Regions from separate parts of the Homo sapiens genome. Here region 2 is linked to region 1. Evidence: read pairs that join two places in POLR2A ChIA-PET (ENCODE). Cell type or tissue: B cell. All regions are shown on one strand. Links, peaks and the distances in the headings refer to the core of each region. The heading gives the core; the rest is flanking DNA. Region 1 overlaps LINC-PINT (long intergenic non-protein coding RNA, p53 induced transcript). Region 2 overlaps LINC-PINT (long intergenic non-protein coding RNA, p53 induced transcript).

Region 1 (4,395 bases), core at 229-4,228:
GGGAAGGGAATGAAGATGCAAGCTCTCCATCCAATCACAGAAATTTCACGATGTCCTCCCTGGGAGTTATCGCTTCTCCCATCTCTCTCCTGTGGAAAGTCACTGCATTTAACGACAGATGTAACTGAACCAAGTGCGGCACTGTGTAACAGAGCCTTCTGCAACAGTGGAGATGTCCCCATCCATGCTATCCAACACCAGAGCTACCAACCACAAAGGACTAAGGAGTACTTCACATCTAGTACAACTGAGGAATGTTTCAGTTTAATTTAAAATACGGATTCAAATGTAAATAGCCACATGTGCCTAGCGGTCACTGAATTGTGGGAAGTCAGAAAAAGATACCAACTCTTCTTATAAAACAGAGGAATAACAGGAACTGTGTATGAATATATAGGGTAAGCCTAGCAGATTACGCCCAAGCACATCTCCTAAGAATTGTCTTTCTTAACATATGCAAGGCTGAGTGGACCAGTTCCAAAAATAATTTGTTTAGTTAAAGTTGGAACAAGCATCAAGTTATGTTGCAATTACCTCTAAAATTTGAAATTAAAATAATTTTAATTTACCCAAACTCTATGTTTGATTATGCATTCTGTTTTACATTTTTCCTGGCATGACGTTGCATGTGGATCACACTAAATTAACAGTTTCCCTGTTAGGCGAAAAAAACAAACTGCAGAACGGTATGTACAATGTTATGCCAACCATGTCAGTGTATATGTTTGTATAGGAATACAATTCCTCTAGAACACTGCTGTCTAACAGGACACTTTGTAAGAATGGAAACGTTCTATGTCTGCACTGTTCATCACGGCAGCCACCAGCCACATGTGGCCATGGCACACTTGAAATATGGCTAGTGTGACTGAGGAACTCAATGGTTAACTATATTTCATTTTAATTAGTTTAAATTCAAACAGCCACAAGTGGCTAATGACTACCTTATGAGATGGTGCGAGAAGACTAAACAAACCCCAAACTTAAAATGGCTACCTCCCAGGGATTATGACTGGAGGGAAGAAAATAAACTTTTACTTACTTTAAATACCACTGTGTTGCTTGGATCTACTTATTTAATTGTGTACAACTGGCATGTACAATGCATTAAACAAACAGATAAAAAGGGGAGGTATCTTAGCCAGCGTGGGCTGTTCTAACAAAATACCATCAACTGGGTGACACAGACAAAAGGAATTTATTTCTCACAGTTCTGGAGGCTGGAAGTTCAAGATCAAGGGGCCGGCAGATGTGGTTCCTGGTGAGGGCTTTCCTCCTGGCCTGCTGTGCCCTTACAAGGCAGGGAGAGACGGAGCACTTGGGTCTCCCTTCTTCTTATAAGGACACAAATCCCAATATGGGGGCCCTACCTACATGACCTCATGAAAACCTCATTGCCTCCCAAAAGTTCCACATCCAAATACCATCGCATTGGGAGTCAGGCCTTCAATATAGGGATTTTGGGGGAAGACAAAAACATTCAGTCCATTACAGAAGGAGAAAGGGAAAAATCAAAGATTCCTTCTCCTTTCTGTATTTTTCTCCACTCCATTCGCTTAGCTTAATAAGTACTATGGAAACATTAGGCATCTGAAATCTGGTTGTGTTTTGTTTTGTTTTGTTTTGGTAGAGACAGGGTCTTGCCGTGTTGCCCAAGCTGGTCTGAAACTGTTGGCCTCAAGTGATCCTCCTGCCTCAACTTCCCAAAGTGCTGGGATTACAGGTGTGAGGCACCGTGCCTGGCCTGGTTCTTGAATAGCTGGAACAATGGCATTTCCAACCAAGCAGATATGCAACCAAGTATCTGGACCTTAGGCTATTATAAATTCCAGTGTGAAACAATGTACTAGTGATTCAAAGTCCTCATGTTTACACAATCTCTTGATGACCCCAACAAATGAATGGAGGTGCCAAATCCATGCTAGGCAAGCTGGAAATGACACTTCCCTTGTTACCTTTAACCATACTTGTTCATTGTTCATTGCTGTGCTGCAAGGAGCTGAACTACCTTAAAATGGTCCCAGAAGCTCCCTCTGGGTTGCCTCAACCAACTAGCCTCTCCCAGCTCTTTCCTTTGGAAGCCAAAGGCACTTTATTCCAGTGGAAGAGGTCATATTCAAGCTCAGCTTCCCACAAGCCCAGTGGCTTCCTCCACTCTGAGTGTGGGGATACCGGGGTTTCCCACAGATACTGAGGTCTCCAGGTACAGGGATGCTGGCATTCCCAAGCAATGCCTGCAAACAGCCATCCCAAATCCATATATCCCGATCCTAAGCAGCCTTTATGTTCACCCACGGTCAAAGCTGCTTTCTTGTTCCCCATAAAAAAAAGATTAGGGTGGTTGCCAGGGGGTGAGGAGAGGGAAAAATAGGGACTGATTGCTTAATGGAAACAGGGTTTCTTTTGTGAGGGGATAAAGAGGCTTTGGAACTAGACAGAAGGGTAGCTGTACAACATTGTGAAGGTACTGAAATGCCATTGAATTATTCACTTCAAAATGGCTGATTTTATGTTATGTGGATTTTGCCTTCAAAAACCTATTAAAAATAAGGCCAGGCGTAGTGGCTCATGCCTGTAATCCCAGCACTTTGGGAGCCAAGGCAGGTGGATCACCTGAGGTCAGGAGTTCAAGACCAGCCCAGACAACATGGTGAAATCCCGTCTCTACTAAAAATACAAAAATTAGCTGGGTGTTGTGGTGCGTGCCTGTAATCCCAGCTACTCAGGAGGCTGAGGCAGGAGAATCACTTGAACCCAGGAGGCAGAGGTTGCAGTGAGCCAAGATCGCGCCATTGCACTCCAGCCTGGGCGACAAGAGAGAAATTCTGTCTCAAATAATGAATGAATGAATGAATGAATGAATGAATGAATGAATGTCAGGGGCAACATTCCATCAGTCACACAGAACTGCCCTGGTGGACCGCCTTCCTCCCTGTTCTCAACCAAGCTTTGTAAGATTTCCTTTTCCCTAACAAGCCTTGTAGAATTTGTCCTGAACCCTAGGGACCATGAGGGAACTCGCCTAACCTCTCCAACACTTTATGTTTCCAACACAGCCACAGATCCAGCTGTTGCTCTGGAGTTTTTCTCTGTGAATATTTTTTCATCTTGTTCTGCTATTTCCTACCATATTCCCCACAAGGAACTTTCACTCAGCATCCTACTGGAATTCAACATTGTGGGTTAATGCTATGCTCCTTGTCTGCAGTGGTGAAAAAATTCCTCAAGAGACTTTGACTGGAAACTTGATTGCTCTGCTTCAATCAAACACAGTGGCTGGACCTATCTGGACAATGGGTGCAATCATTATGATTATGGTCAATTAATATCACCAACCCATTGTTTGACTAAACTGACAAATGGCTGAAATAGTGGAATTAGCTGATTGTTCTCCCTTATTACACCCTCATACAGCAACCCCTGGTAGGAATATTAGTAGTAAGGAGGTGAAAGTAGGGGGATAAAGACAAATGGGTTTCTTCAGCCCTCTCTCTGCCACCTCTGCCACCTCTACTCCAGCCCCTGGTCATGCTCTAGAACCATGTTTCCAAAATAAATTTGACTACGAAATCCTTTTTTCATGGAACACCTGCCAACATCTCCTCCTATTCACCTTGCACATCCCTCACTTTCCCCATTTCAGTAGATAGCACTTCCCTTTACCTAGTTGTTCAGTCTAAAAGTCTTGGAATTATCCTTGGTTCTTCTTTCTCTCATACCCTACAACCGAGCTATCAACAAATTATACCAGCTTTATCTTCAACATCCCCAATCTAACCCTTTCTTCCAACTCCCAATGCTACTAACCCTGTCTCAGCCACCACCTACCCACCTGGACCACCCCGCTCACTTGGGCCACACCACACTTCCACTCTTGTCCCCAGCACACTCCCGCTGCCCCCATAGCATCCAGTAACCCTTTACAATTAAAAGTCCTAACACACCTTTCCCCTGTCCAGGAAGGGCCTCTCAGGCCACTGGGAGTCAAATCTAAACTGCCCATCACAGCCCATCAGGCTTGCATGGACTGACCCCTGGGTACCTTTCCAATTCCATTTCCAAATGCTCTGTCCTTTGTTGCCCACTCTGCTCCAGTGACACGAGGGCTGACAGAGGTGCTCCTTTGACCTGCCCAGCACTCTCTCACCCCAGGGTGTGATTCCCCCTGCCTGGAACGCTCTTCCTCTAACTGTCACCTGCTCGGAGAGGCCTGGAGACTTAGCGAAACGTGACTCTCTATCCCTCTACTTGGCTTTGCACCTCTTCACAGCATTTATCACAACCTGACATGGCACCCCATGTTTACTGGGTGCCCCCTACCCACTAGGGCAAAAGCTCAAACAGGCAGCAATGCTGTTCTGTGCCCCACCACATCCCTAGCACTCAGAGCCAGGC
Region 2 (4,395 bases), core at 290-4,289, 60 kb after region 1:
TTGTAATCGGGTAACCCCTACACCTCAAACTTATCCCAGTTTTTAGGATTCCAACTACATTACAGGACATGCACCTAACACTATCGTCATACCTTTAGTTCTATTGACTATTCTGGGCTTCCTCCCAAAATGAATAAACTCCAAGTCTCTGCCCCTCCTGGACCTACTTAACTAAGTGGGCCAAATCCAGCCATTTTCTAAGAGATGCCAATTAGAGAATAACGTTACGTAAGGACAGAACACTGTTTAAATAGGGTATCTTTCTGCCAGTCCCCACTAGTAGGTTTCACACTTGGGTTTTGTCACCCTATCTTAATTGAATACATAGTTTTCTCCTGTAAAGACACAATATTTTGCTTTCTCTTATCTGCTAATGAGAGAATCCTACTTGGTACTCCGCAGTGAATAATAGACTTCGAGTTTGTTCAAAAACACCAAAAAATTTACTGCTATGAAAAACAAAAAAATTACTGCTATGTATCCTGGGAATTCAAATGCTATCCATCTGGACTACATTTTACACATAAAAATCTCACAGTATCCAATTATCATGGTAGGTTTAAAGCAGGGGTATCCAATCTTCTGGCTTCCCGGGACCATACTGGAAGAAAAATTGTCTTGGGCCATACATAAAATATACTAACACTAATGATAGCGATTAGCTAACAACAACAACAAAAAATCATACAAAAAAAAAATCTCATAATGTTTTAAGACAGTTTACTAATTTGTGTTGGGCCGCATTCAAAGCTGTCCAGGGCCACATGTGGCCTGCAGGCCACAGGTTGGACAAGCTTGGTTTAAAGTATCAAAAGGCATCTCCCAAGCCTTCCATGATTTTATTTTATTTTCCCTCTGGCTAGCAATTCCTTGGACTCAGTCCTTTCTGTTAGGCTGGTCTACCTCCACTCCTAGACCCAGGCTGAGCACTCTCTCAAACCCCAAGGTAAAAAGAGGAAGTCGTTTTCCATCTGGGTCCCAGATCTAGTCCTTTCAGGTCAAAAGTTTTCTCCTCAGCTGCTGGACTCACCACTTAACCACTCAGGCTTCCCCCTTCCAGAGGCTTCCCTCTCTGTTTTAGTCCATTTTCTGTTGCTTATAGAATACCTGAAACTGGATAACTTATAAAGAAATGAAATTTATTTCTTACAGTTCTGGATACTGGGAAGTCCAAGGTTGAGAGACGGTATCTGGTGAGAGCCTTCTTGCTGGTCGTGAGTCTCTGCAAACTCCGAGGCAGTGCAGGGCATCACATGGCGAGGGGGCTGAGTGTTGCTCTCTCTTTCTCTTCTTACAGAGCCACAAGCCCCACTCCCATGACAACCCATTAATCCACTAACCCGTTAATCCATTAATCCATGAGTGGATTAATCAATTCATGAGGGCAAAGCCCTCATGACCCAATCACCTCTTAAAGATTCTACCTCTCAATACTGCCACACTGGGGATTAAATGTGAACGTGAGTTTTGGAAGGGACAAACATTCCAACCACCGCACTCTCCTTGAGCATATTCTCAGCCTCACTTCTGTACTGTTTAGCATGGATTCTTATTCCTTGCTGAAAGTCAGTTTTCTTCTACAGCTCTGCCCAGCATCACCCACTCATCTGACTCAGCAAGAGTCACACAAATTGCATATTTTAAGAAGATCCTTTGCGGTATCTTGAGCATTCATCTTCCCTTTACATTTGAATAAAACAATAATGCATGGACTTCTGATTACAGTTTAAGCTCCTTGACACTAGGTAGGCAAATGCCCCCTTTTTGTCCATGACTTTTAGGATCAGAAATTTTTCACCACAGACATTAACACAGTTGCCTTTAAATTACGCAGTCTGAGCAAGACAATAGCTTTAAAATAAAGCAGAAGAGATTTTATAGTTTCTAATCACCTGTATACCAAAACACTTAAATGAACCACTGATGGGGCTTGTCAAATTTTTAATTCTGTCAATCTGCAAGGAAAAAGAAAAAAGAAAATGGAGAGAAAACAATTATCCACCCTCGAAGATTTGGTATTATTTGCCTGAGGGAAGATTTTAGGATGTTTTAGAGTCCCTCTGATTTATTGTTCTTTGTTTTCATCATTACATTAGAATGTAATCTGATCCACTCTGATGGTCCCAGAGAACCATGATCCTTTCTTTCCAAAACATCCACTACAAGACTGGACCTGGCTTTTGGTACTCTTCCTTCTTTAAACTCATTCCAAAAAAAGGCTTCAGAGAATGACTTTCTAAAGTCAACACAAACTTCAGACTTTGGGTCTGTCTCACAATTGGTCACAGAGTGCAGATGAAACTCAAAGTCAGTCGTGCTCTCAAAGCAAAACACTGAACAAAGATAAGCCCAGTCTTCAAACAACACGCAAGCCCACTGGCTTACTTCCGTAAAGGGCCCAAGTTACAGAAACGCCTGTTCTGTAAATGGCTTTGGTTACTTTCTCAGGATCATCTGCTCAAACAGTGATATGTCAGTCACTGCTAAGATCTTTAAAGAAAAACATCTTTCACTGGCACAGGATAGAGCATTCAAGAATTCAAAGAAACATTTGTAGATTAAAAAAAAAAAAAAAAAAACCTTCAGCATGGCAAATCTCAGCCTGTGGCTTTTGGCTTCAGATTACTTGCATAATACTTTGTTTTTGTGAGATCCTCAAAAATGAGTGGTTATATATTTTTCATTTTAAAAAGTTTCTTCCTTTCCTATTTGTGATTAGAATAGAAACTGTTTAGTTTAAAAAAAGTATTTTCCTTCAGAAACCTATCCTACAAATCAACGTAGTTCTGTCAACGACCCCAGATAAATATTAAGTTGGACAGACACATCAAACAACATTAAACAAATAACTATGTGAACTGAATTAATTAGTTACACAATTAATTCTCTACTTTTGGCAAATGCTTGATTCTGTTCTTAAAAGGTTAAATACAATATAAGAGCAGTTTAATGTCATGAGGAGCCTTGTATATTTGCTGAACACCAGGAAAACCTTAAAGCACAACTTCATTAAATTCAAAGCAAAGAGATTTGACTCCTTCAGAGTGACATAATTAGAGAAAGGACTAAAGGGAGAACTGAAGGGTCCTAAAAAGAGCATGGCCTTGGGTATTGGGAAGATCAGGATTTGAATCCTGGCTCAGTTATTTGCCAGCTGTGTGGTCTTGCACAAGCTACATAAACTCTCTGAAAATCAGTTTATTCAGCTGTAAAATGAGAAAAATAATGTCACTGCACAGAATTGTTACGGAGATTCAATGAGTTAGATGAAGCACTTAGAACCAATGTGGCACCTGACACATGCTCGACAGGATGTCTGTGATTGACGTGAATTCCCTTCTTCTAATTCCCTTCCCTGTGTAAAACTGATGTGGCAGATCGTAGGACTTTGTAATGGTTGTAAATAGTTGGTTTCTTGAAAAAAAAAAAAAAACTATATTCAAATTATATTTTTAAGATGCTGAAGGAAATCCTGACAGGTTACAACATGGATGAACTTTGAATACGTTGCGCTGAAACAGGCCAGTCACGAAAGGACAAATATTGTATGATTCCTCTTGTATGAGGTTCCCAGAGTAGTCAGAAAGTAGGATGGTGGTTGTCAGCAGATGGAGGAGAGGGAAATGGGGAGTTGTTTAATGGGTACAGAATTTTTTTTTTTTTTTTTTGAGATGGAGTCTCACTCTCGTCCAGACTGGAATGTGGTGGCGTGATCTTGGCTCACTGCAACCTCCACCTCCTGGGTTCAAGCGATTCTCCTGCCTCAGCCTCCTGAGTAGCTGGGATTACAGGTGCGCACCACCACGCCCTGCTAATTTTTATATTTTTAGTAGAGACAGGGTTTCACCATGTTGGTCAGGGTGGTCTTGAACTCCTGACCTCGTGATCTGCCTGCCTTGGCCTCCCAAAGTGCTGGGATTACAGGCGTGAGCCACCACGCCCAGCCAGAGTTTCAATCATGGAAAGTGAAAAGGTTCTGGAGATGTATGGTGGTAATGGTTGCACAACAATGTGAATGTACTTAATGCCAAAAAAACCACTCAAGAATGATTAAATGGTAAAGTTTATGTTATGTATATATTTACCCCCGCTACACACACACATACTGAAAAGTGCTTGGTATTTTTAAAAATCTTACAACAAATTCTTTTGAAAAAGTTTTGTTGTTGTTTTTGTTTGTTTGAGACAGGGTCTCACTCTGTTCCAATGGCTTCGTATTCCTGCTCATCTCAGCTTGACCTCTTGTGGCTATCTCTCCTTTTGAAACTGTTCTTAAATGGCTCTTTTCCCGAGTGTGCCCTTTAAATGTTGGAGTGTCCCAGAGTCCTCTGCATGACCCTCTCTCGTTTTGCTCAGCAAGCTCTCCTTATATAATCTCACCCATTCACACACATG

The links. Peaks named below come from ENCODE experiments on the same cell type or tissue, not always from the same donor. Only the 100,000 strongest peaks of a DNase experiment are listed, where the experiment ranks them.
Region 2: POLR2A ChIA-PET joins it to region 1 with 8 read pairs; 4 of 35 experiments call an interaction of 5 or more read pairs at or near these places.

What each region holds. Positions count from the first base shown.
Region 1 is chr7:131,014,558-131,018,952 of GRCh38, forward strand. The region is part of intron 3 of LINC-PINT (long intergenic non-protein coding RNA, p53 induced transcript); the gene reads right to left. Among named protein-coding and RNA genes, the nearest start is that of LINC-PINT, 93 kb to the right of the region's middle. In B cell, for the core only: no CTCF peak of the experiment used is centred there; no DNase peak of the experiment used is centred there; H3K27ac peaks cover 768 bases.
Region 2 is chr7:131,074,633-131,079,027 of GRCh38, forward strand. All of the region lies in intron 2 of LINC-PINT (long intergenic non-protein coding RNA, p53 induced transcript), which reads right to left. Among named protein-coding and RNA genes, the nearest start is that of LINC-PINT, 33 kb to the right of the region's middle. RefSeq lists an enhancer at 4,246-4,390 and a cis regulatory region at 4,318. In B cell, for the core only: no CTCF peak of the experiment used is centred there; no DNase peak of the experiment used is centred there.